Linked DNA regions of Mus musculus: region 1 is linked to region 2. Evidence: chromatin loops called from intact Hi-C (ENCODE). Cell type or tissue: left cerebral cortex. All regions are shown on one strand. Each heading gives the region's core, and the rest is flanking DNA. Links, peaks and the distances in the headings are about the cores only. Region 1 overlaps E130006D01Rik (RIKEN cDNA E130006D01 gene). Region 2 holds the start of C130026L21Rik (RIKEN cDNA C130026L21 gene).

Region 1 (15,513 bases), core at 7,049-12,048, 160 kb after region 2:
TAACACGTGGGCCTCTGGAGGTCTTTCATCCTCACTGCGGCAGGAGGCATGGGACCCTCTGCATCCCCAGCCTAGTACAGAGCCGCCTCTAGCTCTGTATTTGATGCTGTTCAGTGAGGGGTTTGCTGACCGACTATCTGATGGGTGAGGAAATGCATTCAGATTCTTAGCAATGCTTAGTGCAAGCAGAGGAAAGAGATGTGTGCCATTGCACCCAGCTTGGCCACCGTCCTAGTTTGCCTTCTGTGGCTGTGATAAACATCACCGCCATAAGCAACTTGGGGAGGAAGGATTTACTTAGCTTACATATCCTGATCACAGTCCATCATGGAAGGGAGTCAGGGCAGGAACACCAGGCAGGAACCTGGAGGCAGGGACTGAAGCAGAGGCCATATTGACTCATTAAGCCTGCTTTCTCAAAACATCCAGGGGTGGCACCATCCACAGTGGGCTAAGACTAAACACTCATGTCAAATCTCATGGAGGCAATTCCTCGGTTGAAGGTCCTTCCTCCCAGATGACAGTCAAGTTGACAAAAATACCAGCATAGCCTTCATCAAGGTGTGTGTGTGTGTTTGTGCATGTGTATGTATATGAGTGTATGTGTATTAGTATATGTGTGCTTGTGTCTATGTGTGTGTATGCATGTGTGTACACGTGTGAATTTGTGTATAAGCATGTGTATATTTGTGTATGCATGTATGTGTGTTTGTGTGTACATGTGTGTATGCATTTGTATGTGTTTTGTGTTTATGTGTGTATGCATTTGTATGTGTTTTGTGTTTATGTGTGTATGCATGTGTACACGTGTGCTTATGTATATATGTGTGTATTTGTGTATGTTTGCATGTGTGTATTTTTGTGTTGTATGTGCACATGTGCACATGGGTGTTTGTGTATTTGTGTGTGTGTATGTGTGTGTGTGCGCGTGTATGTGTGTGTGTGTGCATGTGACTGTATGCACTGTACATGCATGTAGAGGTCAGAGGTGTATGTCAGGTGTTCTATATCATTCCTTCTTTCTTAATCCCTTGAGACAAGATTTCACTGTACCTGAAGCTACCTATTTTGGCCAGGCTGGTGGCCAGTGAGTTCCCAGGACTCATCTCTGTTCCCTAACACAGTGTTTATAAATATGTGCAGCCATGTCCAGTTTTCACATGGGACTGAGAGTTTGAACTCACGTTCTCTTGCTTGCACAGCAAATGCTCCTCCTCACTGAACCTTCCCCCTGGGTCCCATCACAGAGGAATGCTTAGTGTATCAAGAGAAGCTGTGGCCAGCAGCAATGCTTGTCTTCTTACATGAGTGTTCTTTGGGACTTAATGGACTGGAGATCCACTTGGGCTCTGCTCACCTGGGCTCTGCTTACCTGGACTCTGTTCACCTGGGCTCTGCTCACCTGGGCTCAATCACCTGAGCTCTATCCACCTGGGCTCTGCTCACCTGGGCTCTGCTTACCTGGGCTCTGCTCACCTTGGCTCTGTCCACCTGGGCTCTGCTCACCTGGGCTTGCTCACCTGGGTTCTGATTACCTGGGCTCTGCTCATCTGGGCTCTGTCCACCTGGGCTCTGCTCACCTGGGCTTGCTCACCTGGGTTCTGCTTACCTGGACTCTGCTGACCTGGGCTCTGCCCACCTGGGCTCTGCTCACCTGGGCTTGCTCACCTGGGTTCTGATTACCTGGACTCTGCTGACCTGGGCTCTGTCCACCTGGGCTCTGCTCACCTGGGCTTGCTCACCTGGGTTCTGATTACCTGGGCTCTGCTCATCTGGGCTCTGTCCACCTGGGCTCTGCTCACCTGGGCTTGCTCACCTGGGTTCTGCTTACCTGGGCTCTGCTCATCTGGGCTCTGTCCACCTGGGTTCTGCTCACCTGGACTCTGCTGACCTGGGCTCTGCCCACCTGGGCTCTGCCCATCTGGGCTCTGCACATCTGGGCTCTGTCCATCTGGGCTCTGCCCACCTTGGGGATCCCCAGCATTTGTTCTTCTGTGTGTCCCCACAGCTAGCCCTCCTGACATGTTCTGTAACTGGCTTCCACAGGTTTCACATCTGCCTCCCATGGGCCCCTAGAGCCTACCTGTGTGCATTGAGTGGATAGAATCTCAGTCCCCTTCACTAAGCCTTGAAGCCAATGTGCTGCAGATGAATCCAGAAGAGCATCATGTCGCACACAAACCTCCAGAGAACTCACATTAGGATGAAAACTCTGTGACTAATCAGTCAGAAACCCACCTTGTGCCTTCTCATTTACTGCCCTCTTCAAGCACGCTTGGAAATCTGTTTGCTTGAAAGTCAGTTGGAAACCACATCATCACCTGTCTGTGTGAGGGCAGAAGAAAAATGACTCGGATGTCTGCAGCTAGGCAGCATGACTGTGAGAAGTGGGGAGACTACCGTGGGTAGAGACCATGAACTTCTCAAGAATATGACCTGTGGAGCTAGACCTGAATGCACGGCTCTCAGGCTGTGGTTTTGGGGGTGAGGTCTCAGGTCTCCTCTAATTTCTAGCCCTTTCCTGAATCTTCCCTCCAAAGAGTGAATGAAACCAAAGGAGAGGATGTCCTCATCCTTCACATTCCAGGACACCCCAGGACTAGATAGGTCACCAAGGACACCCCACCCCCCGAGCCATGGTACTTGAGTTGAGGATTTCTTTATTGGCATCTTGGGTGGAAGAGAACATTCCAGAAAGGGAATCAGGACTTCAGTCTATGTTAGTCCCACTGCTTGGTCTGTGTGACCTCAGAAAAAAATCATGGGGTGTCTCAAAGCACGCTTCCTCTTTGTGAAAGTGGAAGGGTTGGGGCTGTGGCCACCTTGTGGAAAGGGTGGTGCCTGGCACCCACCTAAGAGGGGCTGGAATCCAGTCGGAGAAGCTGTAACGAGGGAGACAAGGGTGGAGAAAAAAGAGACCCACAGAAGGTTTCAAAGGCCGTCTTACCTATGAGCTGAGAGGGTTCGTATTCTCCTCTGTCTTGGTTAGACATTTTTCTACTTGATACAATGCAGGGTCATCTGTGAAGAGGGAGATGCCTGTGTCAAATTATCAGCTTGGTCTGTAGGTAAGTGTGAAGGACTTGCCTTCCTTCCTTCCTTCCTTCCTTCCTTCCTTCCTTCCTCCCTCTCTCCCTCTCTCCCTCTCTCCCTCTCTCCCTCTCTCCCTCCCTCCCTCCCTCCCTCCCTCCCTCCCTTCCTTCCTTCCTTCCTTCCTTCCTTCCTTCCTTCCTTCCTTCTTTCCTCCCTCTCTCCCTCCCCACTCTCTTTCATTTCTTTCTATATAAGGATTGATGGGGGAGGACCCAGACCATTGTGGGTGGGGCCACCCTTGGGAAGGTGGTTTGTGTAAGCAGGATGAGGGAGCCATGGGGAGCAAGCCTTTAAGCAGAACCCCTCCACAGCCTCTGCATCAGCTCCTGCCTCCAGGTTCCTGCCCTGACTTCTCATGAAGAGGGACTTGTCTCTCAACTTTCTACTGTTCTTGGCGTTTAGCATAGCAACAGGAACCTAGGGCTCCTGGGTAGGAAGGAACACAAGCACAGGCAGCTGAGTGGCCCTGTATACCGGTCCTGCCTCTTGCAGCCCCCACTGGCTTGTGGCTTCCTGGTCCATCTCTGCCTCCACAGGGGAGCTGTAAGCCATGGAGCCCTGGTCTCTTCTCTCCTCCCTAATCTCTGTCCTCCTGTCTTCCTACAAGCATGTTAATTGTGAGACAGGGCTCATCCAACCAGCGTGACCTCATCCTATGTAATCACATTGGCAAAGACTCTGGTTTCGAATAAGGCTACATTTTGAGGTTCAGCAGGGGTATGCTGTGCACCGAAGGGTCTGGCATTGATCTGGGATGGATAATTCACCCTGGAGACCACGGCAATATGCGTAGCCATGTGCTGTAGGTGAGTGGCACTCTCATTATCTCTGTGTGGTAACCCCATTGGCTGGCTCACAAGCCCCCATTTTATGGATGGGGGAGCTGAACAGGAGGCCCACCACGTGCCCCATCCGAATCACCCTAGCTTAGAAAGGTGTGGGACCCAGCCCTGCCCTAGGCTTTGGCTCTCAGGCCTCACTACTGTTCAGCTGGGGTGAGCAGAATTGCGTGGAAGCAGGGGACAGTCATCAATGTCACCCTGAGACCTGACAGGAGGACCCCTCCACTCAGGCAGGCACTGCTCCTGTGGCTGTCTCTGCCCTGTGCAGGCCGCAGCGAGTAAACAGTCTGAAACCCATTCTCATTAGGCTAATTTACGAATAAATTACCATATTCAATGGCCTTATTTTTACTGCTCGTTAACAGGCCCATGATAGGATGATAATTACGGGATTTTAAGTGGCTAATGGCATCTGGGGCGTCAAAAGCAGTTTTCCCCGAATCTGTTTATGGCAATGAAGGTGATGGTGGGAGGGGTGCGGGGGGGGGGGGAGGAGCGGTTGAGGGGGGGCATTGAAATGTTGAAGTCACACTTTGTGTGGAAAAAGAAAAAAAATCGCTTTAATTGTTGAGTATTTATTAGAGAGGAGGGAGTCTGCAATTTTTTAAAAAAAAAAAATGAAACTCTGAAAAACAAAGGAAATTAATTAGTCTTCCCTGGGTGCCGTGACCTTCGGGGAGTTGTCGAGAGACATCACCAGTCCAGAAGGCTTGCAAGTCTCTCTGCTTGGCTGCTGCGGTTCTGAGGGCAAGAATAGCCTGCGAACCCAAGCTTGGCGGGATGCTCCACTGTGTGTGGCTACAGAGACCCCCTCATGGGGATCCCTGTACAGGACACCTTCTGACACCCCGTCCCACTGACAGAATGGTTCATCTTCTGCCCTGACTCGCCGGTCCACCAGCTTCTGTGCTGAATATCAAGTGCACCGTCTGTTCTTTCCAATGCTCACTCCTTGCTGGTACAGAGGGAATGTTCCCGATGCAGATTGGAATCTCACTGTGACCCTTTTCTATGTTGATTTTCTTTAACCATGAGACAGTCACCCCACGGGCTTGACTGTTATCACCCGACTGCTTTGCTTTTTCTCTTTCTCTCTTTAAAAAAAATTCAATTCTATTGTTTTCTACTTATTCAATTTGCATCCCGCTCACTGTCCCCCTCTCAGCCACCCCCTCCCACAATCCTACCCTCCCTACCTCCCCGAATCTTTTAGGGAGGTAGAAACTGAGACACAGAAAGGGTAAGTAGCTTTGGCAACGTCACACAGCCAGGGCTGCTCTCTGTGTCTCTGCGACAGGCCCCACAAAGCCACTCCCGTCACCCCTTCCTCTCATCAAACGCACAAACAGTGGATCCCACATGACAGGAGATAAAATAAGACTCCAGACAGGGCAAGCCACCTACCTGGACTTCCAAGCTAAGTGTCTCAGCTAACTGGTCTGAAACGGGCTTGAAATGGAGGACTGTGGTCTGGGGCTGGACAGTTTAGGGAGGAACATTTTGACTGGAGGTTCCCTGTGCCGAGTTCTAGGCACATTTGTCCTGCCTACCTGCTTGCCTTTCTTCCCGACAGCCCCTCACCCTCATCCCCATCCCTCCCAGGCCGCCGGTTTAGTATGCAGCTCTCGGAAAACAAGCAACCAGCAGCTGACAGTGGGAATAAATATCGCAGCAGCGACTTGGTTAGCATTTGATCCCAGCTGGGGCTCCGGGAGCTGAAGTCCTGGAATGTCTTGGCAGTTTTTTAATGCTGAATAATTTGATTAGATCAGTGGCTGAGCTGCTGTTCCTGGTGAGATAAACCCTCCCTCGTTCCAGGGGACTTGGGGGACCACAGCCCCCACGCCCCTCCCCCTCTTAGCTGACTGGCTGTAACTCTGTGCCCCCAGCCCAGGGCCCATCTCTCTCCATCTCCACCTCCTCCCCGCCTCTCCACCATTCTCTCCTTCTCTCTGTATTCCTCCTTCTCCGCCTCTCCACCCAGGTCCACCTCCTCTTCTTAGGGCTCACACTTCAATTTCCCACACTTGTCTGCTCCAATGTCTGGTGAAGTGAAGAAAAACCCCACCGATTATAGACAGGCAAGGGGTGAGTGTGTGTGTGTGTGTGGGGGGGGAGTGACAGGGCCACCAGGCCTCCCCCTCTCCTCTGTGCCCTCCCTGCCTCACTCTCCAGAACTTTCTGGGCCCTTCCTGTCAGCCAGAGGCCAGGTTCCCAGTCCTCAGGGTGAAATTTCCTGGGCCTTGCCACCTTCTAGTTCCAAATTTGGAGGTAATAATTCTCTTAGAAGGAACAGAATCTCTGCTTGGGCCAGGAGTCCTGTCTTGGGTAGGGGAGAGGCTGAGGAGCTGAGGAGCTGAGGAGCTGAGGAGCTGAGGAGCTGAGGAGAGCATTTGGGACACCAGAAAAGAAAGATAGACATGCAAAGTCCTCCCCTGCCTTCAGAAACCCCTTCAATGCTTTCTGCGGGGAAGGGATGGGTACATATAGGCCCCTGTGACTTTATGAGAGAGGTGGCCCTGTAGAGTGACTGTTGCCAAGGCTATAGGATTGAACCAAGTCATTACTGCCCAGGCAGGAAAGGAACTGGATAGAAGAACCAGGAGACACTGTCTATGGGGTCACAGTGACCTCACCAGTCACCTGATCTCTCCTTCTGCCTGCCTTATGTCTGTATGGTAGAGGATGAGTCAGAACCCACTTGAAGACCCTCCTCCAGATCTCTCCAGATCAAAAGAGTTCAGTGCTATTGGGACAAGTTGTGAGGATGTGAAAGGCTCTTCTTCTCAGAGCTAAGGCTCCTCATCCACACAGCAGAGACAATGGAGCCACACACTACCATCTGCATGGAGGCCACAATACTGCCACACTCCTTTGTCCTGCCCCAGTGTCCTGTATCATCGTTTCTCTGGCTGCTGAGGGACCCAAACATGTGACTCGCTGGCAGGCTCAGGGGACAGTCCTCTGTTTTCCAAACCAGTGCCGGGTAGAGGTCTTCTCATCTTCATCCCCTCGGTTTCCACCTGCAGGCATGGGAGTCTCTCCACAGGAGCCATCATGGCAGCTTTCTTGTGCTGAGAAGAAACCAGCATGGCTCCATCCACCCATTGCCCCATTTCATCCTTTACCTCTCCCTTCTCTTCCTCACTCCCCAGTAGTGCTTTCCTTTTCTCCCTCTGGTCCATCGTCTTCCCATCCATGCAGCCATCATCCATGGGAAGATAGGTCCCATGAACTGCCCCTCCCCCTCCCCTTTCTCTCCCCCTCCTCCCCCTCCCCTTTCTCCCCCCCTCCCCCCCTCTCCCCCCTCCTTGCCCCTCTCCCTCTCTCTCTGCCTCCCCTCTCCTCCCTTTTTTCCTCTTTCTGCCTCTCCCCCTCCCCACAATTCTTTTTAAAGGCATTTTATTAGATATTTTCTTCATTTACATTTCAAATCACAATTAATTCTTAAGCACCCAGAAATCCCATGGTCAGTACACCAGCCCCTGTAGTCTGTTGCTACTCATCTAGGAGAGAGGCAATGAGGCCAGTAAAAAAATGCACACTGTGCCAAACTGATGCAGTAACCAGAGAGAGCAGTGGAAGAAAAGACAGGGTGTGGGTGGTGAAGGGAGGAGAGGGGCTGTCTTAGATAGGGTATTACTGCTGTGAGCAGACACCATGACCAAGGCAAGTCTTGGACAACATTTCATTGGGGCTGGCTTACAGAGTCGGAGGTTCAGTCTATTATCATCAAGGTGGAAACATGGCAGCATCCAGGCAGGCATGGTACAGAAGGAGCTGAGAGTTCTATATCTTCATCTGAAGGCTGCTAGAAGACTGGCTTCCAGACAGCTAGGATGAGGGTCTTAAAGTGCACACCCACAGTGATACTCCTAATCCGACAGAGTCACACCTTCTAATAGTGCCACTCCCTGGACCAGGATAGGTCTGGGCCATCCTTGGGCAATAATGACATTTCTGCTGCCTCCGTACCAGGATCAGATCTGCAAAGACTACAGGACTTGTCAGAACCTTCAGAACATGGTCTTGTCCCAGGCTCTGGGCCATTATGGAGGTTCTCTACCATCTGCTGGGCCTGCTCCACGGTGTAGGCAGGGGTGTGGGCTGGCTGCTTGGACTGACCTTTAAGGCTTGAGACAGTTTGAGAAAGGCTGCTGTCAGACTTCATGGCAGAACCTGGATCCCTACCTTGTGATGACCTGGAGCCGTGTTCACTACATGACTCCCTGGGGCAGGCCTCCTAGTGTTTCACAGGGTTCTCACAGGCGTGAGACTGGATGCTGCTTACTACAGAGGCTCTCCTGTCCTGTGGGCAGTCCTTGAAATCTCTTCTCTTCTCCCACATGCTAACCCTGGCCTCTAGAGACAGCCACTTTACCTGTGTTCTCAGCTTTCTCCATGGGCCTCAGTCTGACTTCCAGTTAAGAACGGAAGGTAGATGTGGCCTGTGTCTGCCTTAAACCAGAACTCTGTGTGCCTCAGCCCCTCAGCCAGCAGCTTCCCCCTCAGAAGAGTGGACAATGCTACCTGGGCTTTCTCAGGTGGTGAAAGGACCCAGGGATAGACTCTGTAGGGAAGAGACATTGACAGACAGAGAGTGGTCCAGCTTATGTTCATTTTTGAATTCTGGCCTCCTCCTCTTCCTCTTCTTCCTCCTCTTCTTCCTCCTCCTGCTCTTCCTCTTTCTCCTCTTCTTCCTCCTCCTCTTCCTTCTCCTCCTCCTCTTCCTCCTCCTTCTCCTTTCTCCTCTTCCTCTTCTTCCTCTTTCTCATGTTTGATTATTTGTTTTGTTTTGTTTGTTTGTTTTTGACAAAGCCTCAAACTAGTTTCAAACTCCCAGTGCATGGAGGATAACCTTAAACTTTTGATCGTCCCAATTCTACCTCTCAGGTGCTGTGGCACCCACCCTGAGTCTGTACAATGCTGGGACCCAAAAGCTGGCTTTGTGTACACCAGACAAACAATCTGCCAGCTAAGCTGTGACCTTGGCTCTACATTTTTTCCCTCTTTCTCTCTCTTGTAAAACAGGTCATCTGTTTTCCTCGGAGGCTTTATAGGGTTCCTGCTCTATGACCCAGAGATAGTTCTCAGTGTGTGTGTGTGTGTGTGTGACTGGAGCAAACCAACAAAGCTGTAGTGAGAAGACCTGTAGAAGATGTCACAGTGAGTGTAGCAGTGGGGAGCAGCCTGGTCATTTAACAAGGGAGTGCGAATGGGGTGGGACTTGTTCAGTAAAACTGATGCATGAACAGGGATTGTCAGGTCTAGTAAAACCTGTCTGTGAGGGGCTCAGTGGCCAGGGTGAACGGTCTCTGGTCATGTTGCTTCGGGAGCTGCCTGTAAATTGAGGGTAAAGGACTGCTAACTTGTTTTAAGGTATGATAGATATTCTCCAAAAGAAGGAGCAGGAAGGACCCAGGCTGAGCTATTTATCTCCTCATTTTTGGACACATTGATGTGCCTGCAGCTTACAGTCTTCCCGAATACTGATGTGCCTCAGTTTCCTGAAGTACAGACGATTTGCTATCCTTGATTTTTTTTCAGACACCAACCAAGACAGCATGGAAATGGGCAGAAAGACTCCAGGTATGGCATGTTTGGGGGTTTGAGTGAGAATGGACCCCCCCTAGGCTCATACATTGGAATGCTTAGGCATCAGGGAGTGGTAACATTTGAAAGAATTAGAAGGATTAAGAAGTGTGGCCTTGGGTTGGAGAGATGGCTCAGAGGGGTTAAGAGCACTGTTTGCTTTTCCAGAGGTCCTGAGTTTTATTCCCAGCCACCACTCAGTGGCTCATAACCATCTATATGAGGATCTGATGCCCTCTTCTGGTATGGAGGTGTACAAGCAGACAGGGCTTCATATACATAATATAGAAAAGAAAGGAAGGAAGGAAGAAAGGAAGGAAGAAAGAGAAAAAGTGTGGCCTTGTTGAAGGAAGTATGTCACCGAGGGTGGACTTCAAAAGCCTGTGTCAAATCCAGATTCAATCAGTCAGTCAATTTGGTCAATCTCTCTCTCTCTCTCTCTCTCTCTCTCTCTCTCTTCCTAGAGGGTTAGGCTATAATTCCTAGTTTCTGCTACTACAATGTCTGCCTGCATGCCACCATGCTGGGCTAGACCTTTGAAACTGTAAGTCAGCCCCCAGTAAAATGTTTTCCTTTATAAACGTTGCTACAGCCATGGTGTCTGTTCACTGACCAAGACAATGGCCCACATAATGTTGGATATTTGAGTACTTGCTCTTCAGTTGGTGACCCTGTTTTGTGATGCTCAGGATGTATGACATTTCTGGAGGAAGTGTGTCACTGGAGGTAGAGGATTTGAGGCTTCAAAAAAGCCCACCCCTTTCCTGGTTTCACCTCTCTGCTTCCTGCTTACAGTTCAGGATTTGAGCTTCTGCCACCATGCCTGCCTGCCACTAACCTTGCCTATCCTGACAATGATGGACTCTGATCTCTCAGACCCATTGTTGGTGTCAGGACCTCTGAAACCTGTGACGTCACATAGGCAGGACAGGCACACCTGTTGCCAAGGCAACAGCCACCATATTCCCAGGATCCACTTGGCTCACCTCCCACCTTTATTTGTGATTACATCATCATGAAAGCCCTCCCCCTCTCTCTCCCCCTTCTCTTTCTGCCACCACCTTGCCCCCTCTCTCCTAATAAACCTCAAGTGGAACTGTTTTGCCTGGTGTGGTCCTTCTGAAGCTGTGGGACAGCCGAGATCATAGCACCCATAAGTCTAAATAAATCCTTCCTTCCATAAAGTCACATTGTTTGTGGTGTTTTATCGCAGCAACAGGATGGTAACTAAGTCATGCATGTATAAAAAAACAGAGCCATATGTATCTGTACTTGCTGCTCCAGGAACTCTGTAAATATTAAATCTGTACATGTGTACCCCATCTTGGGAAGACTGATACTCAGGGAATTGCCAACTGGTGAACTCCTACTCATCTCTCAAAACCCTGGTCACATTGCCCTTCTTTAAGGAAGACTCTCTACTTACCTGACCTGGAGTGAAGACGGTGGACCCTTTTCTTAGTTGTCTTGGCCCAAACCCAAACTGGGAAGCTGGGGGCCACTTCTCCACCTTCTATTTGGTTGGTGCTGCTGGCTTCTCACAGAGTAACCACTACCCACCAGGTCCTCACTTGCTCCTGTGGGAAGATGAGGAGGAAATGAGGAGGAAGCCCATTCCCTTTACTCAAGTGAAGACGTCGGGAAGATGTGTGGTTCCGAGCTATAAATGGACTCATATTTTTAAATGAGCTGGGGGTTTCTATTTAAAGGACCCCTGATGTAAAGCCTTTTTATAAAATAAAGACATCTTGAGTATATGAATAGTTGCCCCCTGACATATCTGTTTATAAATGGAGTTGTTTTTCTTTTTTTTCTTTTTTAAGGATCAGAAAGACTGATCCTTTTTTAAAAATCCGTTTGATAAATATTTGCGAAGTGCACACTGAACGCCAGGCTGTGCGTTGGATGTGGGCAGGACAGTGATGGTAAACGTCCTCTAGAGTTTGAGGGCAATCAGGCCTAGCAGCTCGATCACAGTCTCCCTTCCTCTCTCCTCCCCTCCAGCTGTGTGTTCTTATCCCTCTTACTTCCATTTCTGAGCTTCAGACACATCTCCAGGTCCTCCAGGAATACAATGGGAAGGCGCTCTTCTGCTGTTTGGGAAATTACATGACCCTTAACTAAGCATGCTCACTTCCACTGTTAAGAAGGCTGCTGAGAAAGGATCCTGCATGGGGCGTGCATCCCCAATCATCTCGGAGCAGCCCTGATTCATCAGCCCAGCAGCAAGGCATCTGTGTGCCTTGTTCCTCATCTGCAAAGTGAGACAAAAATCCCTGTACATGTAATGATGACAGTCAACATTCCAGATATGGAAGATGTTTGAGGTTGTTTAAAGTGTAGCAAGTAGCTGGGATGGGGGCCTCTCCAAAGCCACAGACCTCCTGAGCCCCAGGGCCTTCATTTTCCAGCCAGGACTGGAGTGGAGACTGAGCTAAGAATGTGAGAGAGTTAGGGGCTGGACTGTGGATGTAGCTCAGTGGGGAGAGAGCCTGCAGAATGGCAGGAAGTCCCTAGTTTGAGCCCTTAGCCCCAAATAAACTGTGTAACAATGCACTGCTGTAACACTAGCATTCAGCTTGTGAAGGCAGGAGTTCATGGCCATCCTTGGCTACAAATGAGTTCAAGACCATCCTTGGCTACAAATGAGTTCAAGACCATCCTTGGCTACAAATGAGTTCAAGACCATCCTTGGCTACAAATGAGTTCAAGGACATCATGAGCTAGAGCCCTTGTCTCAAAGAAACCAGAGGGCAGACACAGCCTGGTATCCTCATGTGACAGCCCACAGGCAGCTTCACTCACAGTCCTGGGAATAGAACAAGAAAGTGTGAGGCTTGCAGCTCTTGTCCCTGGGCTGCTGGGTGAACTTAGGAGCTCAAAGTTTCTCAAAGTCATTGTCTCCAATCCTACCCTCTGAACCTTCCTCCAAATTGTCCTGGTTGGGCACCTGGCTTTCATCTGTCTGGGCCCTTCTGGGTTTTGCACTGTGACGGATCAACAAACAAAGATAGAGCATTTATTGTCCCCCTACTTCTAGATGTCTCCAGACTTTAGCCTTTGCCATCATCGATGGACAAATCCTTTTAAGAAGGCTCTGCTGTCACTCCATTTTACAGGTGCACAAACTGAGACACAGGATGCTCATATTCAAGGTTACCCATAGATAGTGGCCCTGGGTGATACACAGTGCCCTGCCACAGCCTCTCAGGAACACACAGCTGCTCTTGTGGGCCTCTGACCTTGGTCCCTGTCCCCAGTGTTCCTCTTGGTTCACACTGCCAAAATGCCTTCTGATATTTTCAACAAAGACAGCGGACTAAGCCTTATGCCTTCCCAGTAACCATAAAGAACAGAATGTGTCATTCGGGAGGTAAATTTAGCCCATGACCAAATTTGGGCAAGGCTGCTGTTGGTAGGACCCAAAAGGGGTTGAGAGTCTGGCCCAAGGTCTCCTAACAATCAGGTCACTGGGGAAGAACGAAAACAATCGGCATTTTGAGCGTCTGCCATCTGAGTTCCTTCAATCCCATTCTGCTAAAACCCAACTCAGTCAGCAGCACTGGAGGCCTCCTCAGGCTCCGTATGCGGCACAGCATCTCCTGGTTTTATTTTTATTTTATTTTAATTTTTTTTGGGGGGGGAGTATGGATGGGTAGGGAATCATTCCTTTTGCTCCAGTGCGTTTTCCTCAGACACTCCATCCCAGAAAGGGTTACAGTCCAAGGCAAAGCTTTACCGTAAGCACAAAGAGCTAATATTGGCAGATTGGGGTTTCTGTGAATATTCATTGTAATCTGGGACTTGGTGAGCTGAGATCGCTCCCTCCTGCAAGCTGCACACTTATAACTTGTGAATTCATAAATATTTACGAATTCACACAGTCATCACCGATAAATTATTTCATCTGACAGTTCCACACAGGCTCTGCCTGGCTTTGTGCAAGTCTGATCAAATCTTGCGCACGCTCTCCGGTGACAAGCGAGGATGGAGCACAGCTCGGGTCAGCACCGGATCCCAGGGATCCGGATGGGTCACCGGTGGAGAGTTACAAGAGTCTGGGTGATGGAGGCATGTCCCATGGGCTGCTAGATGCTCTCTGCAACTGTACATAGATTTAAATCCCCCATTTTTGAATGTGTCAGAAACACAGGGACATGAGCCCTGGAAAGAATCATATGCCGTCCTGTAACCTGGGGGTGGCAGCTCACCAGGTTTTCCCACGAAGGGTAATAAAAATGGTGCTGCCCATACCAAAGCCCACAACCCAGTGTCCCCTCCTCTCCAGAAACTTCAGTTGTATCCCCCTTCTCTTCCTTATTTAAGAAAAGTCTGAATACACACCAATTCCAAGTGCCCTGGGCTTCATTGATCACATAAATCTCTCTCTCCACTCTTAAAGCCACAGGGCATGTTCCTGCTTATAGTTTTGAGTTGATGCAGCTCCCAGAGACCTGGTTCACCCATGGGATCAACTCGGCACTCCCTTCATACCCTTCTGCAAAGACACCCCTTGTTTTGGTTGCTCCGTACTCAGCCTGCTGTTGGGGAGTTTTTAAGGATTATGGGTTTGTTTCTCAGTGTTGGCTTGACACCTACACAGGGCCCTGTTGGCTGAGGACACTGCTTCTTGGCCTGCCTGTTCCAATTTACACTGCAGCTTGGTGCTTCCAGGAGTCTCACATTTCCATTCCCTTTGTCTGCAATGCCCTTCCTTTCACAGAAACCTGTCCCCTGGTCCCCTGAGTACGGCCCCTTCCTCATTCGAGTGACCCCTTCATCCAGTACCTTTCTCTCTCCCCAGTATGACCTGGGGTCACCTTACCCCCCATCCTACTTTCTTACTCTGTCCACAGAAGTCAGAACCTTGGTGTCTGATCTCACTGTATTTCTGCGTTTCTCCTGCCTCCAGGAGCAAATGGTATATGCTACGTGCTCAATAAACTTTGCTTTGATTGTACACACACATTCGCACAGCTACAGATGGGGCAGGTTGCAGACTTACCGGTCCTTAGCTTTGTGACTGTGGATGGCATAAATCCCAGGTGAGATCTAGTTGTTTATTAGCCATTTTCAAAAGGCACAGTAGTGGAATTTACCTGGTTCCTTCATTTTCTAAGAGATTTCAAGGGTTTCAGAACTTCAAAGCCCCCTACAGCCTCACATAGCTCCCCACAGCTTCTCATAGCCTCTTAAGCATACCCCAACCTCCTTCAGCATCCTGAGCTTCCTACGCCTCCACCAGCCTCCCCAACAGTGCAAGGATTCTCTCTTATGGGAAACTGTTAACCTTTGCACTGAATGGAGCCTATATCTGCTCATTTCCCCTGTGGAATTCTGCAACATGGCTGGTCTGCCTACCTCTGACCTTTCCTTCTAGCAACTTTCAAACCTGTACTTGGAGAAACCCTGCCGATTTTAAGGAGAGAAGCTTTGAGTTGGAGGTCTCAGGGTATGCATGGGGCAGGGAGACCATGGCAGACATGCTGACAAAATAAGTGGGGGCTCCATGGTGGTGGTGGTGGTGGGGAGAACGAGTCCTGCCCTTGTGGATGCTTCTAGGTGTAGACTGAGCTGTCACACCACACGTGATGCTGAGCAATGGTATTACGTGCAAACATGGCCATTCACACATGCTCTCATACACGAGTGATTTCCAGTGTCGCTTAGGAAAAATTCACGCAGAGAAAGAGACAGAGGCAGAGAGAGAGAGAGAGAGAGAGAGAGAGAGAGAGAGAGAGAGAGGTGCTTCTCCTAAACTTTGTAAACTTTGTAGCTGCCAACGGGAATATCTCTTTTGTCTTCCCCGCCCTTTATTTATTTTCCCCCAGAAATTCCAAGAGAAGTGTTTTTAAGCGTGTTGGCTGACAAGCATGCACACGTGTCCAGAGTCGGGGAGCCACCGGCCCCGTCTCTAACTTGTTAGACGGCAGGTAGATTACAATCATAAATAAATGATCTGCTGTCTGCTTGCATTCGGGCTTGT
Region 2 (15,513 bases), core at 5,197-10,196:
TTGGACTTTATCCCAAGTTTACCACCGAGGTGCTTTTCTGGTGAGCACGCTTGTGGCTTGGACACATACTCACACAAGTAGAGCACAGATATATCCAGACTCACAGTCCTTCGCACGCAGTGATGGGATATTGCAGCTCCTGGACCTTAACACTGGGAAATCTCCGGTTCCCTGGGCCTCTCTGTGTACAATTGTTTGTCTGGGGGCACCTCATATCATGTGTTCTCCCCATGGCAGGTGAGGGGCTTCATCACGTCCATTTCCTCTGAGCCTGGCATGGGGCTACCTCAGCTTGCTCCTAACATTGATCCCCAGGGTCAGGGAAAGTCCTGTCCATGGTTGGCCAGGTGCCATTTGAAAAACATAAAATGGTAGGTACAAGCTCACTAACAAAATGAAAGACCCCAGCCGCAGTGGCAGAACTCTGACACCCAATCCCCAGCTCTAGCATCAGAGGCAGGATCCTGATACCCTAGTACCTAGCCCCAGCCTCTACGGCAGGACCTGACACCCAGCTTAGAAGCAGCCAATGTTTGTAAGGTGGAACTCACACTTGAGAATTTTCGGCATGTGCTGCTATTGTGTGTTTCTAAGCTTCTCGGAACCCAGGGTTCAAAGTCCTTGCTCTACTGAATGTGGGCCCAAAGTTCACAGGTTGGAGTCCTAACCTCCAATTAATATGGTGATGACACCTGCAGTGGGGTCTTTGGGAGCCGGAGTGGTGTCAAGGGGGTCCTGAAAGGGGGATACATATGATGATTAGAGACATAGAAGATCAGGAAGAGAGAGAGGCCCAAGGTTCTCCCTTGCCCTTGCCTCTCATGGAAAGGGTCAGCCACTGCTCTGCAGGACACACTTCAAAACCTTCACAGTCACAGTCACAGACACAGACACAGACACAGACACAGACACAGACAGACACAGACACAGACACAGACACAGACACAGACACAGACACAGACACAGACACAGACACAGACACAGACAGACACAGACACAGACACAGACACAGACACAGACACAGACACAGACAGACACAGACACAGACACAGACACAGACACAGACACAGACACAGACACAGACACAGACAGACACAGACATAGACAGACACAGACACAGACACAGACAGACACAGACACAGACACAGACACAGACACAGACACAGACACAGACACAGACACAGACACAGACACAGACACAGACAGACACAGACACAGACACAGACACAGACACAGACACAGACACAGACACAGACACAGACACAGACACACTCCCAGACACAGTGTGATGAGCCATGCAAACCTCTATTCTTTCTAAACAACTGCTCTCGGGTATTTTGTTGTGGGAACATAAAACAGACCAAGACAGAGCTGCTTGTGATGGTCAGCCTTGATTATCAGCCCCATGGAGCTGAGACATCTGTTTCCTGGTACTTAGTTAAGTATCCTCTGTGAGGGTGTGTCCAGACTGGTCCAATGAAGGGAGGAAGATGAGTCCTGAATGGGGGTGACACCTGCCATAGCCTACTGGCCTAAGCTGGAATGAACAGGAGAAAACCTGCCATGTAACAGAATTCTCTCTGTCTCTGTCTCTGTCTCTGTCTCTCCATCTCTCTCCCCTCCCCCTCCCCGATCCCCCTCTCCCCTCTCCCCTTCCCTCCCTCTTCCCCCTTCTCCTCCCCTTCCTCCTCTCTCCTCCCCCTCCCTCTCCCCTTTCTTCTCCCTCCTCCCCCTCCCCTCCATCCTTCTCCTCTTCTCCTCCCCTCCCCCTCCCCTCCTCTCCTCCTCCCTCCTTCTCCTCTTCTCTTCCCCTCCCCCTACTCCCCTTCCCCCCCTCTGTGTGGTGTGTCTCCCCACCCCCTTCATAGCTGCACAATTGAGCTTTGAACTGAAACCTGAGCCTAAAGAATCTCTATGTTGTACACGTTAGATATTTTGTCTCAGTGGCAAAGGTCCATTTGAGCCATCTTATGCCAGCATGGAGTCAGAGATGTTGGGTGGTTTGTCTGAAGCCATACAGGAGATACAACTCCTGCCGTGGGCCAAGGCAGAGCAGCTTTGGGAAGGCTGAGCTCTGTGGGAGCTTCACTCTGGGGTCTGGGTATGTCCTCATCCCTCCAACAGGCTTGGCCCTGCCTGGTTGTGGAAGGAGGCCAGGATAAGTTCACAGGCACCATTCTGTCTGTCCAGTGTGTCCCCAGAGGTAGCTCTTCAGTGATGCTAATTCCCTGTTAAAGTTGAGAGGCCAAGGCTCTGAGAGGTAAAAGCCAAGATGCTCTAGAGAACATTAGGTGAGGAAGGGGCAGGACTGGAGTCTGAACCTGACTAAGCAGTGGACATGATAGGGGAGACACAGCTTCCTGGACCTGTGCAGAGGATGCAGTCCCATTGATGGCTTTGCCTCCCTCCCCCACTAGTACCAGCTGTCCATTCTGTTTCTTCTGGGTTCTGGGCAGAAGTGGCCATAGGGCCCTTGTTGAAATGTGGCCATTTTAACTCCAAGGGTAATGTTCTGGCCCTTGTGTGTCCCTCCACCCCTCACACCCCGGCTGCACCATCCTGGACTGGGACAGGAGCTTGCTTCCTGCCTTCAGCTCCCAGCCTCACACTTCTCTGCAGGCCACAGCCCTGTCTTCTCAACGCAAGGCGGCTAAAGGTCTTGGGAATTTTTGTAAAACTCTTAAACCTGGCTGCAAGCCAGAGGGAAAGGGCCCTGAATGGCTGACGCTGTCTGGGAGAAGATAGAATCCCACATTCCTGCAGCAGGCTGTCCCAGGGTGGGTGGGGGATGCAGAAGGACCTCCACCACCGGTCTATGAAGCACCAGAAATGTCTGGGCAGGAGGGTGTCTGTCCAGCTTTGGCCTGCTGGTATCCCCCCAGACTATCTCGGCAGAGCCACAGCAAAAAACAACTCAGAGAATTGCGTGACCTGGTGCAGGGAGCAGCTTCACCAAGGTTTATTCAGGTCTGCACAGCTAGACAAAGGCAGGCACCCATGCAGACAGGAACACTTGTACACATACCACATATGCGTGCATACACTTTTCCCAACAACTTGACACACACACACACACACACACACACAAACACACGCCATGCATACCTACATGGAAAAACACAAACTTTTAGGACCTGAAGTTATAGCTCTCACCTGGCCCATCTGGAACAGGTCCAAGGTCCTGTCCATCAGATAGTGGGATCCCTCCCTCCTCCCTTCCTCCTTCCCTCCCTCCCCTCTTCCCTCCCTACCTCTTCCCAGATGTTGTCTACAGCTCTGGCCAACTGGCCAGATGTGCTCAGCACCATAGGCTTCTCAGGAACTGGAAGGCTGAGGAGTCCGAGACAACCCTCAGGTGTCTGGGTGACACCATCCAGCCCCAGGCTGGGAGGACTATTGCCAATGAGGTCACGGGGTCACCAGGCTGTTCTTGCAGCAGCCTGTGGGCAAGCTGTGCACTTCACGCAAGGACTGGCAGCCTGCGGCTGAAGCCGCTAGGAGACTGGAGACTGGGTTCTGCCTTTTAGACCCTGGGTTTCCTTGTCTGTGCAAATGATGAAACGGAATGGCTGTCCCTCACGTGTCCATGAAGCACGGAGCCCAAGGTCACATAGGGCACCTAGGATGGAGCTGCATTGGCTCCGTACTTAACTGAAGCAGCTCCATCTACAGCAGCACAGACACTCAGGGGGATAGAGAGACATCTGTCATCTTGTTAGCTGCCCTGGACTGACATTTTCTTCTACTTGGAGTTTTTTCTGTAGATTGGTGTGGGACTCCTTGCAGGGCTCCAGCTGATCCTGACTCTAGTGTTCTCCATACAGCACTTGCTGTTCCTGAGCCCTGGGAACTACTGTCTCACCTAAGATTTCTAAAGCTACAGGTCGAGGGCACAGACACTAGAGCCTCAGGACTAGCACCTAGCGTTAGGAGCCCAGGCTCCCAAGGAGGTAGGTGGCTGATCGGTTCCCAGTCAGGTTTCTCATAAGCTCAGTGACCTTGAGCTACATGTCTGATCCGAGTCTCTGTTTCTTCACTTATGACATGACATGACCTGTGGGGATTTCATGAGGAACCACATGGGATGGTGCTCAGCGGGGCTGGTCCAGGAGGCACCAAGTCACGGAGTCTCTTTCCCATGAGGCAAGAAGAAAGGACACAGCTGAGGCGGACAGTTAACCACACCCCTCAAGACGCACCACGCCCAGCTCTCTTGCAGGCACCACATGCCTGACATCTCCGGATTTTTCTGCAGTCAGAAATCCCTCTAACTTGTCCTGTCAGACAGAGACCTATAAAAAGCTTACCCACACTGTTATTTTAAGGGATGCCATCACTACGTCTCTGCCTGGGGGTCTCTGCTGGAACAGCCCTGGTTCCCACGGCCTGTGGCTTCCAAGGGTAAGGAGGAGGAAGAGGGCCACAAGGCTGTGCAGAGGTGGGGGCTGCATTTTCACTATGCGAGGGGCCTTTCCATCCTAGCCCTGTCCCTCCCTCTCTCTTTTGCTCCCAGGACCTCTTGGGAGAGTCTTTGTGGACGAGGAAGCCATGTGGGACTGCATTTTCCCCCAAGGTCACACGGTAGCTGGCAGTTCTCCCTTGCCCAGCTCTGAAGCCTCAGACCACCTGCTGCCTCCCCTCTCATTAAGCTCCTCCCCCTCCTGCTCTCCCTCCCCCTCCTCCCCCTCTTTCTCCTCCCCCTCCTCCTTCTCTTCCTCCCCTATCCTTCCCCTCCTCTCCTTCCTTCTCACCTTCCCCCTCCTCCCCCTCCTCTCCCTCCCCCATTCTTCCCCTTCTCTTCCCCCTCCTTCCTTTCTTTCCCCTCCTTCCCCTCTCCTCTCAATCCCATCTCCCTCCTCCCTCCCCTCCTTCTCCCCCTCCTCTCGTTCCTACCCTAATTCTTCCCCCTTCTCTTCCCCCGCTTCCCCCTCCTCTCCCTCCTCCCCCTTCTCTTCCCCCTCTTCCTCCTCCTCCCCCTTCTCTTCCCCCTCTTTCCCCTCTTCTCCCTCCTATCCCAATTCTTCCCCTCCTCTTCCCCCTCCTCCCCCTCTTCCCCTCCTCCCTCCTCTTCTCCCTCCTCCCCTTCCTCCTCCCTCTCCTCTTTCCTCTCTGATTCCTCCCTTCTTCTCCTTGTTGCATCCATTCCTCTCTTGCCACTCTCCTCTAGGCCTCCCTCCTGAAGACCCCCTGCCTCACCTGTGTGTCCCGTGAGTCTGCTTTCAGACAGTGTTCTCTGTCTCCCGCAGTGTCCTTGAGCTGCAATAACCCATCTAGGCAGAGTACCCTCAACCCTAAAGGAAGAGCACCGCCCACGCAAAGTGCAGGGCAGCGCAGGGGTGTGGGCACCACGCTGCTGAGGCTTACACTGTACTTTGGTTTAGTTCTAACAGAGACTTTTCCCTGTGCACCATCCTTCCTGCTGTTACATACATGCACACACTTTAAACATTTGCGTACATGTATGTATGTATGTATGTATGTATGTATGTATATGAGTGTGATGTGTGTGTTCACGTGTGTAAGTGTGCTGTGGCATAGGTGTGGAGATCAGTGGACAACCTCAGGTCTCAATCCTCACCCTCAACCTTATTTTAACAGGTCCTCTTATGTGCTGTGTGTACTCTAGCTAGCTGGCCATAGAACTTCCAGGGACCCTCCTGTCTCTGCCTCCCATCACTGGGCAAGATCCCTGGGCTGGCAAATCCTTGTTCTTGCGTTGGGTCCTGCCTGGGTTCTGGGCATCCATTCTGCCTTCTCATGCTTGCAAGAAAAAAAAAAATCTATGTGACCACTGAGCTCTCCAGCCCCATTCCACTGACAAACGGCAGCTGTAACTTGTCAGATGTCAATCATAGGGAGGCTCTGGGCGATGGAACCCAGGGTTTTATGAGTGTCACATGGTGCTCTGCCACCAGGCTAGCCCAGCCCAGTGTGTTTTCACACACAGGTGGTCCTCCATAGTCCTGTCAGTCTGAGAGGAGCATCTTTTCAGCCTCTAACCACTTCCCTGCTGCCGAGAGGTCCCGGCCCAACAGTGGTCTGGACCACACATAGCTGTGGCCTAAGAACTGAACCAGGAGGAGCTCATTTTGCGACCTGTGCCTCAGTTTCCTGATCTGACAGTGAAGCTCCCGTGTCTCCCTTAGGCAGCAGCTGCAGAGTAACCCCGCATGTGGGTTGCAGCGGCTGCTTAGCCAAGAAGGTGCCGCCAGCATCAGGCTGCAAAGTTCCCGTGAACCCAGGGCTGTGGTGCAACTGTCAGCTAGGCCCAAGCCCCCAGCCCCGGAGACCCCGGAGCCAGGCTGCATCTCGGGGAAATGAGGCCCGGTGGCCCCTGACCCCAGCCTGCAAGAGGCTAACCCCCTCCCTGGCCCCTCGGCTGTGAGGCTGCCCGCCCGGACCATTCATGGGTTTGTATTATAAGATGACTGCCGTCGCCATGGCAACATGAAAGGAGCCGATCTCATTACTGAGGCCCGGACACATTATTTTCTCCAAGGAATTTCTTCTTTTCATTATTTCCCTCCAAAGGTCAGCTGTCCTCTCAGGCGGGGCGGGGGCTGCGGGGGTGTCCACGAAAGGTGAGCCGATTCGGGGCCCAATTCCCCGGGTGGAATTTACAAGCGTTTTGCCTTCTCCTCCTGATCTAACACCAGCTTAGAGAATTTCTTCAAACCAGCCTTTCTCTTTAACCCCTGCGGCTCCGGCAGACAGCAGCCCAGCCATCCTTGCTAAGTTCCTGAGATTCCCTCCAGGGTCTGGGCTTTTCTCCAGCACGTGGCTCCCTGCTACCATCCGAGAAGTCCCTGATGCTGAGGTCTCTGCTGACTTGCCCCGAAGGATTGCCGACACACGGACATTTATGTCTTCCCCACAGGGAAAAACACCCCATTAGAAGGTAACACTAATGCGGGGGCGGGGGTGGTGGTGGCGGGGAGTCCATATCCTCGCTTGGAATGCAGAGTGTGCTGCAATTCAGAGACTGATAGACCTGCTAACATCCCTATCAGGCTGTGTGCCCTTGGGCAAGTAGCTCCCTGTTTCTGGGCACACTTTGCTCATCTGTGAAGCAACTCTATGTTGGTGTGTACCCAGGGAATGAGCAGAAATCATGAGCAGAGTCTGGCTGGCACCCAGGAACAGTAAATACCAAGGATTGATGATCGTATTTTGGTGTGTTTCTATCCATTTCTCTCTGTGTGTCAGCTGTCTGTAACTGTGAAACAAACAGCCCCGAGACTTGAGACTCGTTACCGGGAAGCAGCGATAACTCGGTATTAGCTCGTGCAGTTTCTGTGGGTGGAGGCCTCTGCATCCGTCTCTGGTGGGTCCTGAAGTGGCTGCAGCTACCCAGAAGAGGGAGGCAGAGGCTGGGATGGTTCTTCTGATATCTGGCCTCACAAGTCAACCGTATCTTGTGTCTATCTGCCTTACTCTGTGTCCAATAGGCAGAAATTTGGTTCCCCCATAGGATCTTCAGGGAGCTGCAGTGACACCAGAGGAGGGCTACTGGAAATGGCACCAGGACATCATATTCGGTAAGACAGGATCAGGGTGGACACCCATTCTACAGAGGGAAAACTGAGGCTCTGGACAAAAAACAGTGGCTTGCCCCACTGGCTTCCCACAGGCTCTAGATTCTTCCTTCTGTCTCAGTTTCTCATGGGGCCAGTCATTCAGCTCACCAGATTCTCTATCTGGGACACTGGAGGATTGTCTGCCCCTGTGTGGTGGGTACTCAGAGCTGGGGGAGCTCCCAGCCTCTCCATGGGAATTCTGGCACGTGCAGCGAAGATGATGATGTGTAGCTGTGATGTTGATGATGTGTGTTTGTTGACAGTTGGACGATTGTCTACCTCACAAGACAATAAATGGCTGCCAGAGGCAGAAACGTCAAAGTCAGTCATACAGATCTCTCTCTCTCTCTCAAAAAACAAAACAAAACAAAAACCAAAAAACTAACTCATGCTCTTGCATCTCCTACCTCCTGTGAATGATGCTTGGACTGAGTTTACAGGTTTCTGGCGGTGACTCAGCAGCCCATGAGGAACAGGGTCACCATGACTTAGCAGGGCTTAAAGGATGGGGTCAGCTCAGATTCTTTGGAACTGCCAAGGAAGGTGGTGGAGGAGAGAGATTGATTGATTGATTTTGAGTCTTGGAGGAAAGGCTGAGCTTATCCCCACCTCAAGGACCAAGAGCAAGCTTGGTCTGTGGGCATACATATGGACGGCTTGTTGGCAGCTTGCTCCTTGGCTCAGTTGGACTGCTGGTTCCTGACTAACAAAAAGAGACTGGGTTTTGGGCTCAGAGACTGCTGGGATAGCACATGAGAATGCAGATGTTCTGGAGGGCCTTAAAGGTTCCAGCTCATTAGGTTGGTGCCTAAGGATCAGCATTGTTTTAAAGATTTATTTATTTTTGTTTTATGTGTATGGGCATTTTGCCTGTGTTTGTCTATGCACTGCATGCATGCTTGGTGCTCCCCAAAGCCAATAGGGGACATCAGAGCCTCTGGGACTGGGGTTAGACGGTGGTAAGCTGCTATATAGGTACTGGAAATTAAGCCCTGGCCCTTTGGAAGAGCAGCCAATGCTTTTAGCAACTGTGACATCTCCAGCTACCTTCATCTTAACCATTTACCTTCTCGTCACAAACAGTGGAGTAAGGGCCACTCTGGGTAAAACACCCCGCATGGAAGAGCCCACCCTGTGGGTGCTGTTACCTCAGCCTCACTGGCTCCTAGCAACATTAAGGTTGAGAAGAAATTCATCTCTGGGAAGCCATCCCCAATTCCCTCTATCGTAGAGCAGGTGATAATAGTCCTGTCCCTTCACCTCGTCGTACCTCATGTTACCAGACTTGATTTCTCACAGTCGTACAAAGAAAGTTAGGTGTCCAAGTCCTCTGCCTAAAGGTGGTATTTATAATGCAGTAGCCATCTATCCGTTCATCTACCAATCCATAAATTTATCCACCCACCCACTTACCCAGCCATACTTGCATTCACCTATCTATTCACCTATTCTTGCATGCGTCCTTCAATCCACTCATCTCTACATCCATTCATCCATCTGTCCATCTGTCCATCCATCCATCTAGCTATCCATCCACCAATCCATCCATCCACTTGTCTGTCCATCCATCCACTCATCTGTCCATCCATTCATCCATCCATCTACCTACCCATTCATCCATTCACCACCTACCTACTTATCCATTCATCTACCCATCCATCTGTCCATCCATCCATCCACCCACCCACATATCCACCCACCTGCCCACTCACTCATTCATCCATCATCCATACAAACATCCATCCACTCAACTGTCCATCCATCCACCCATCCACCCATCCACCCACCCATTCATTCAGTCATTCATCCATCCATCCATGCATCCACCCATCCATCTATCTAGGTCTATATTGTGTGTCTTCTGCATGTTGGGTGCTGAGGCAAAGCAGCCACTGGAGCAGGTGTTCACATCCTTTGCCCTAAGGCACCCACAATACTAAGGGGAAGATGGGTCAAACAAACCAAGACACAGCTGTATCATGGATGTAGATTTTTCTCCTTGGAAGTAAACTTGAATAACTGGGAGGTGACTAAATTTGCACCAGAGGGATGATCAGGGAAGGTATCTCTGAGAAGACTTTTCGTTTAAAATCCAAAGATCAGAGGAAGCTGATGATATGAAAGGTGGAAAATGCTGTTCTGGGGGAAGCAGCATGTGTAAAGGCCCTGGGGCAGATAGATCCAAGACCATGCTGTGGGAGGAAGGCCAGTGTGTCTGGAGTGCAGCTGTTGAGAGGCAGAACACTGTGTTGTAGGTTGTTTGGTCAGACATCGAAGATCCAAGAAAACATTGTTTTGGAGTCAGTTCACACATTTCCTGGGAACCTTCTGGTAAATACTGCCATCACAACTGTTGGCTTTGGGCCTTATATGGTGACTACTCCAGGAAGCCTTGCAACGCACCTCCAGCCTCAGTCCCCTTCTCATGTATATCTTCTGATCACAGTGCACCAATCTATTCAGAGAACCATACCGAGAGGCTGATTTTCTGGATGGTGACCCTTAAGACGGGGAGGCTCTACTTGAACCCATGCCCCCACCTAGTGCAACCGCTTCTGTGTGACACAGTGGGTAAAGGAGAAGAGCCTGGGTTTTGGCTCCAGACCCCAGGTCTGCCTTAGGTAGCTTGAAGGACTCCTTAACTCTCACGCCTTAGCTTCTCCTATGGAGAAGTTTCTGGTTTCGATGCCCTGACTGATGCTGACAGGTCTCTTACGCCAGAGCCAATGCCCAGAGAATGCTCTCCTTGGTTCTAACAGTGTTTGCCTCATAAGAGACCCCACCCCCAGCCAGGTCTGCCTTCACTGTCCTTGGAACCTATGATTCATTCTGTCCCCACCAGCAGTTCAGGGTGGGACTCACTTTGGTCCTCAGTCTCTCAGCTTCTTTGTTGGTGGACTTCTGGTCTTAGCTCCTCCCACACTCAAGGTCTGTGTGAGTTGGTAGACTCAGTGATTTTTATGAAAGGAGCTGGGCAGTTCCAGGCTGAGAGCCCGGCTGAGACCGCAAGAGACTGATTCCCCTAGGAAGAGATGAGGTGTGCTGTCCTGAGGGGCAGTCTGCAGTCATGGGTGAGATATGTCCATCTGGTCTTTCTGTCCATCCATCTATCCAGGCAGCAATTATGTCCCAAGCACTGAGAATCTACCAGTGAGCCACCTGCCACCTCTAACTTGTGAGCATCTTCCAGAATGAGGGCAGGGCATGCCCTGTGAGCTACTGACTGGTGCGGGCACCCATGGTTCATTGAGCTCCTAACCACTCAAGGTCACTCTTGTTCCCAGTTTTCTAGATCCCAACATGGAAGAATTGGAAAGAGAAAAGCATTATATGCTCATGGATGCTAGTGGAGTTTGTTTCCAGCCTGTCGTGTTTCCGGGCCTTGGCTTAGAGACAGAGGTGGCTTCCTTCCTTCCCTGGGGGAGGCTTCATTCCTGACTCCTGACCTGCCTCTTCTCCTGCCCACATCCTTCCTTTCTGAGTGATCCTGACTGGCAAGAAGGGACAGCAGTGAGGAGCCTCTCAGAACGGAGACCATGGCTCCTGCTTCTCAGCCTGGCTAGCCCACCTGCAGGAAACCTGATTGTACCCTCATGGGGCCATCCTTTCTCTGTCCCCAAAGTACCCAATACACCTGGGCTTTCTTCAGGATCCCACTCTTTCCCTCCTCCCTCCTCCCCTCCTCCCCTCTTTTCTTTCTTCCTCCATCTCTGCCTTTCTCCTTTCTGCCATACACTGCCTGACCCATCAGATGTCATTGTTTGCTGTTTAGACTGCAGTAGCCACTGAAAGCAGACTCTGCAGGTTGAAGCTTGACCTCCATCTCTGCTGTACACGGCTTTGGGAAGTTCCTCCGGCGCTCCAGGCTTTCATTTCATCGCCTTGAATGAAGGTTCTTCTGGGGATGAAATAAAGTAGTCATTGGTCGTTGCTCTGTCACGACTGATAGATGAGTAAATCCCAGAGACTTCAGAAACAGAAGCCAGAGGAAACGGCCACCCTGCTGAGCCCTGGAGCTGCTGGCAGGCAGAGCCCTCTCTCTAAGTCACTACCAGACAGGCTGGCAGGAAAATCTGGAAGAATACAGATTTGATGACAGGGATGTCCTAGGAGGGATGTCTCCAAGTCCAACCTCTGCCCTTGGACCTCTCAGGTGCAAAGAAAGCGCAGGTTCTCAGAGCTGTGGTACCCAGCCCTCTGTGATCCCCACCATCAGCTGGATCCAGAAGGGCTCCTCTCTTCATAGGGAGCCTGAGGCATTCATTGCTCTCACTAAGGGCCCAGAAAAGGCAAGCTTTGGTGCTGAGAGCCCCCTAAGCTCCCCACAAACACTGTGATTGCTAAAAATTTGCTTCGTTCTGATTTTGCCTCTCGTTGGCTGAAGGACTGGATTTTATACCAGGTCAATTTCAGACCATTTGATATTGATATATGAAGATCCCAGGGGATTACTGAATGCATTTCTCATCCTGCCTAGATAGTATCATAGAAGGAAAATGGGATTGACTGTTAAGGACAAATTGAGAAAGACATGGCCATTTAAGATAACTCCTTATCTGTATACAAGCAAATGGTATCTGGGAAATAGACCACCAGTTGACAGCAAGAAATTCTACTCCGGGCTCTTCACCCACTCTCCCTTCTGCCGTTAACACTCAGGGATTATCCCGTTATCCTGAGAGCCATTTCCTGGGGGCCCCTGCTGGAGGACACTAGAGAAGAGGGCTTTTTGAGACTTTATTCTGAAAGGGTTGGGTGGAAGGGGTCTGGGATTGTCCATGGGTACTCTGAGGAGTTTGGGATGGAATGGCTATGAATGTGACAGATCTCCCTGGTACTTGGAGAACGGTTCTCTCAGGTGATTGTGCGGCTTGACAGATGGAGGAATGAACTTACCACATGGTGAGTGGTCTTTGCACTCTCCTCTGTCAAGGGTACCACTGAATGCTAACGCCTATGCTAACACTTTCCTGAGTCATGAGGTTGTGGAAACTTTCTGGAACTCCAAGCTGTCCCCTTGCTGGTTTGACAAACAGCTATGCAGCTCAAGGTCTTGCTTCCTTGGTGTTGGGGGACGGATCCCACAGATCTGTTGATTGGTCCCATTGGTGGGTATGTGTGCTGTGGGTTCTTGAAGGGGTCAGGGGTTGGTGTGGGGGTCTACCACAGTCCTCCATGATCAGGTGCATGTTCCCATCTCTATCCTTTATCCACCCCCTCCCAGCAGGGTGGATTTCACAGGGAAAGGGGATTCTGGAGACCAAGAGGAGCCAGGAGACCTGGGGTCTTCAAAGTCAAAGCTCTGGAAGTTTCTGATGTCAGACCCATTATTCCCCAGGTCACGGTCATAGTTTATCTTCCCTGTTGCTATGATAAAAAATACCCTGATGCAAAGCATTGTTAAGAGAGGAAGGGTTTGTTTTAGTTCACTTTTTGACTGTGTCAACCCTCACACTGAGAAAGGCTTGGTGTCATGAGGCTTCTGCTCACCTCTCAATGGGCGAGGAAGCATAGAGGGGCTGTTCAGCTCACCCTCTCCTCTTTTCCTTATCTTTCAGTGTGGAGCCCACACTAATGGGTTATTACTCAGGGCATGTATCTTCCCTCATTTAATCTTCTCTGGAAATATTCTTACAGATACACTAGGCATATGCTCCCCTAATGCCCTAAAATTAATCCAATTAACTTGACAATGGAATTAAGCATCACATATATCCATCCATCCATCCATCCACCCATCCATCCATCCATCCACCCATCCATCCATCCATCCATCTGTCCATCTATCATCATTCCATCCATTCATGCATCTATCCAACTAAACATCCACTTATGAGTTCATTCATCCACCTAACCAGCAGCCCATGCATCTTTCCAACCAAGCATCTATTCACACACCCACCACTCATCTACTTATATACAAATGCATGCACATATCCATCCAACCATCTACCCAGCCATCCATGCATCTTATCCAGTACATGCATTGCCTATCTATCTGTTCATTTATTCATGCATCCATCCATCTATCCATCCATGCACCCACTGCCCATCTATCCAGCCAACCATCTATTCATCTATCCATCTATGCACCCACCCACCTATCCATCTATTCACTCACCTGTCCATTCATCCATCCATCTACCCAGCCATCCATTCACCAACTCACCAGCACATCTTCCCATCCATCCATCTACCTATCCATCCATCCATCCATCCATCCATCCATCCATCCATCCATCCATCCACTCATCCACCTACTCATCTATCCAGCACATCTTCCCATCCATCCATCTACCCATCCATCCATCCATCCATCCATCCATCCATCCATCCACTCATCCACCTACTCATCTATCCAGCACATCTTCCCATCCATCCATCTACCCATCCATCCATCCATCCATCCATCCATCCACTCATCCACCTACTCATCTATCCATCCATCCATCCACTCATCCACCTACTCATCTATCCATCCATCATTCATCCACCCACCCACCCACTCACCCATCCACCTACCAATCCATCCATCATCCATCCATCCATCCATCCACCCACCCACCCAACCCATACATGCATGTCAATTAAACCCGTGCTTGGTGAGAGTCACACTTAGCCATGTTAAGTGATACTTGGGAATGAGAGGAGACCCCAGGATTTTCCCCAGGGCTACCATATCCAGAATGAGTCCTTGCTATGGCCACCTTCCTCCTGGCTGCCTTCTTCTTGGGCTCTTCTGAGACATCTTGAGTTCAGGCTGACAGTGTCACATCCACAGACCAACATCATCAGATGCACCTGTGAGTGAAGAGCAAGGCCCACCCTGGGGCATCACCAGCCCCAGGGATCCTGTGTACTGGAGGCCCTGTGGAAGAGAACACTTTGAATAGGATTATGCCCAAGGGAAAGCCCAAGGCAAGCTTGGGTAGGAAGTGGGGAAACTGAGGCTTGGAGCAGTAAGGGAAACAATATGGACAGGGTTCCAAGCAAGAATGGGCAGAGCATGGCAGCAAACACAGATGACCCAGAGCCTTCTGGGTGAGGACTCACTCTATGCCTCTCACCAAGTGTTCAGGCTTCTAGAAAAGTGATCACTGGATCTAGGGATGTGTTCAAGTTGGTGCAGTACTTGCCTAGAATTTACAAAGCCCTGGGTTTGATCCTCAGAACTACATTAACTGGGTATGGTGGTGCTTACCTGTAACCCCTGTACCCTCCACACACTCTGGAGGTGGAGTCAGGGGTACCGGAAGTTCATGGTTGTTCTTGGCAACATAATGAATTCAAGGCCAGCCCAGATTACATGAGGAACTGCATGAAAACCAAGCAGACAGTGCTCTGTGCCCTGCAATGAGCTGAGTAGTTCAGAAGATACATGGGCAAGGGTGGCAACAGTGAGGGATGCTCTCAGGGAGAAAGTGTGAAAAGCGCCTGCCCTCCTCCTCCCTTCTTCCTCCCCCTCCTCCTCTTCTTCCTTCTCCTCTCCCTCCCCCTTCCCTTCCCCTCCCTTCCCTCCCCCCTTCTCATTCCCCCCTCTTCTTCCCCCTCCTCTTCCTCTACCCCCTCCTCCTGTTCTCCCTCCCCTCCTCCTCCTTTTCACCTCCTCCCTTCCCTCCTCCTTTCCTCCCTCTTTTCCCTCTCCTCTCCCCCCCCCTCCTCCCCCTCTCTGCTCTTTGCCCTGGACCTTCACCCTTCTCTGGTCCACTTTGCTCATCTTCTGGACATGTTTTCTGCCTCCCCAACTGGATCAGACATTTCATATGTATGACTGAGGGTCCTGTAAGTCCTTACCAGAGCATCTTCCAAGAATCAATAGTGATTTGTGAGTTTTATTATCACAAAGTCATGTAGGAATGTGGTTAGGAGACAGACCCAAGGTGAAGTGAGATCAAATTCCAGCCAGGGCAGCTGTCTGCTGTGTGCCCTTGGGTGG

The links. Peaks named below come from ENCODE experiments on the same cell type or tissue, not always from the same donor. Only the 100,000 strongest peaks of a DNase experiment are listed, where the experiment ranks them.
Region 1: a loop joins it to region 2, with 2.3 times the contacts of the local background. A loop is called at or near these places in 1 of 42 quality-filtered maps.

What each region holds. Positions count from the first base shown.
Region 1 is chr5:111,736,889-111,752,401 of GRCm38, forward strand. It overlaps E130006D01Rik (RIKEN cDNA E130006D01 gene), which reads right to left. Exons shown (of 4, transcript NR_045834.1): 2 at 10,954-11,104; 3 at 2,948-3,021. Among named protein-coding and RNA genes, the nearest start is that of E130006D01Rik, 17 kb to the right of the region's middle. In left cerebral cortex, for the core only: a CTCF peak has its summit at 9,787 (motif pointing left); no DNase peak of the experiment used is centred there.
Region 2 is chr5:111,574,973-111,590,485 of GRCm38, forward strand. It overlaps C130026L21Rik (RIKEN cDNA C130026L21 gene), which reads left to right and starts at 6,589. Exons shown (of 4, transcript NR_015546.2): 1 at 6,589-6,898; 2 at 7,207-7,324; 3 at 7,449-7,538; 4 at 10,862-12,181. RefSeq lists an enhancer at 2,333-3,324. In left cerebral cortex, for the core only: a CTCF peak has its summit at 7,358 (motif pointing right); DNase peaks (open chromatin) are centred at 6,457, 6,653, 7,141 and 7,267; H3K4me3 peaks cover 1,691 bases; H3K27ac peaks cover 1,879 bases.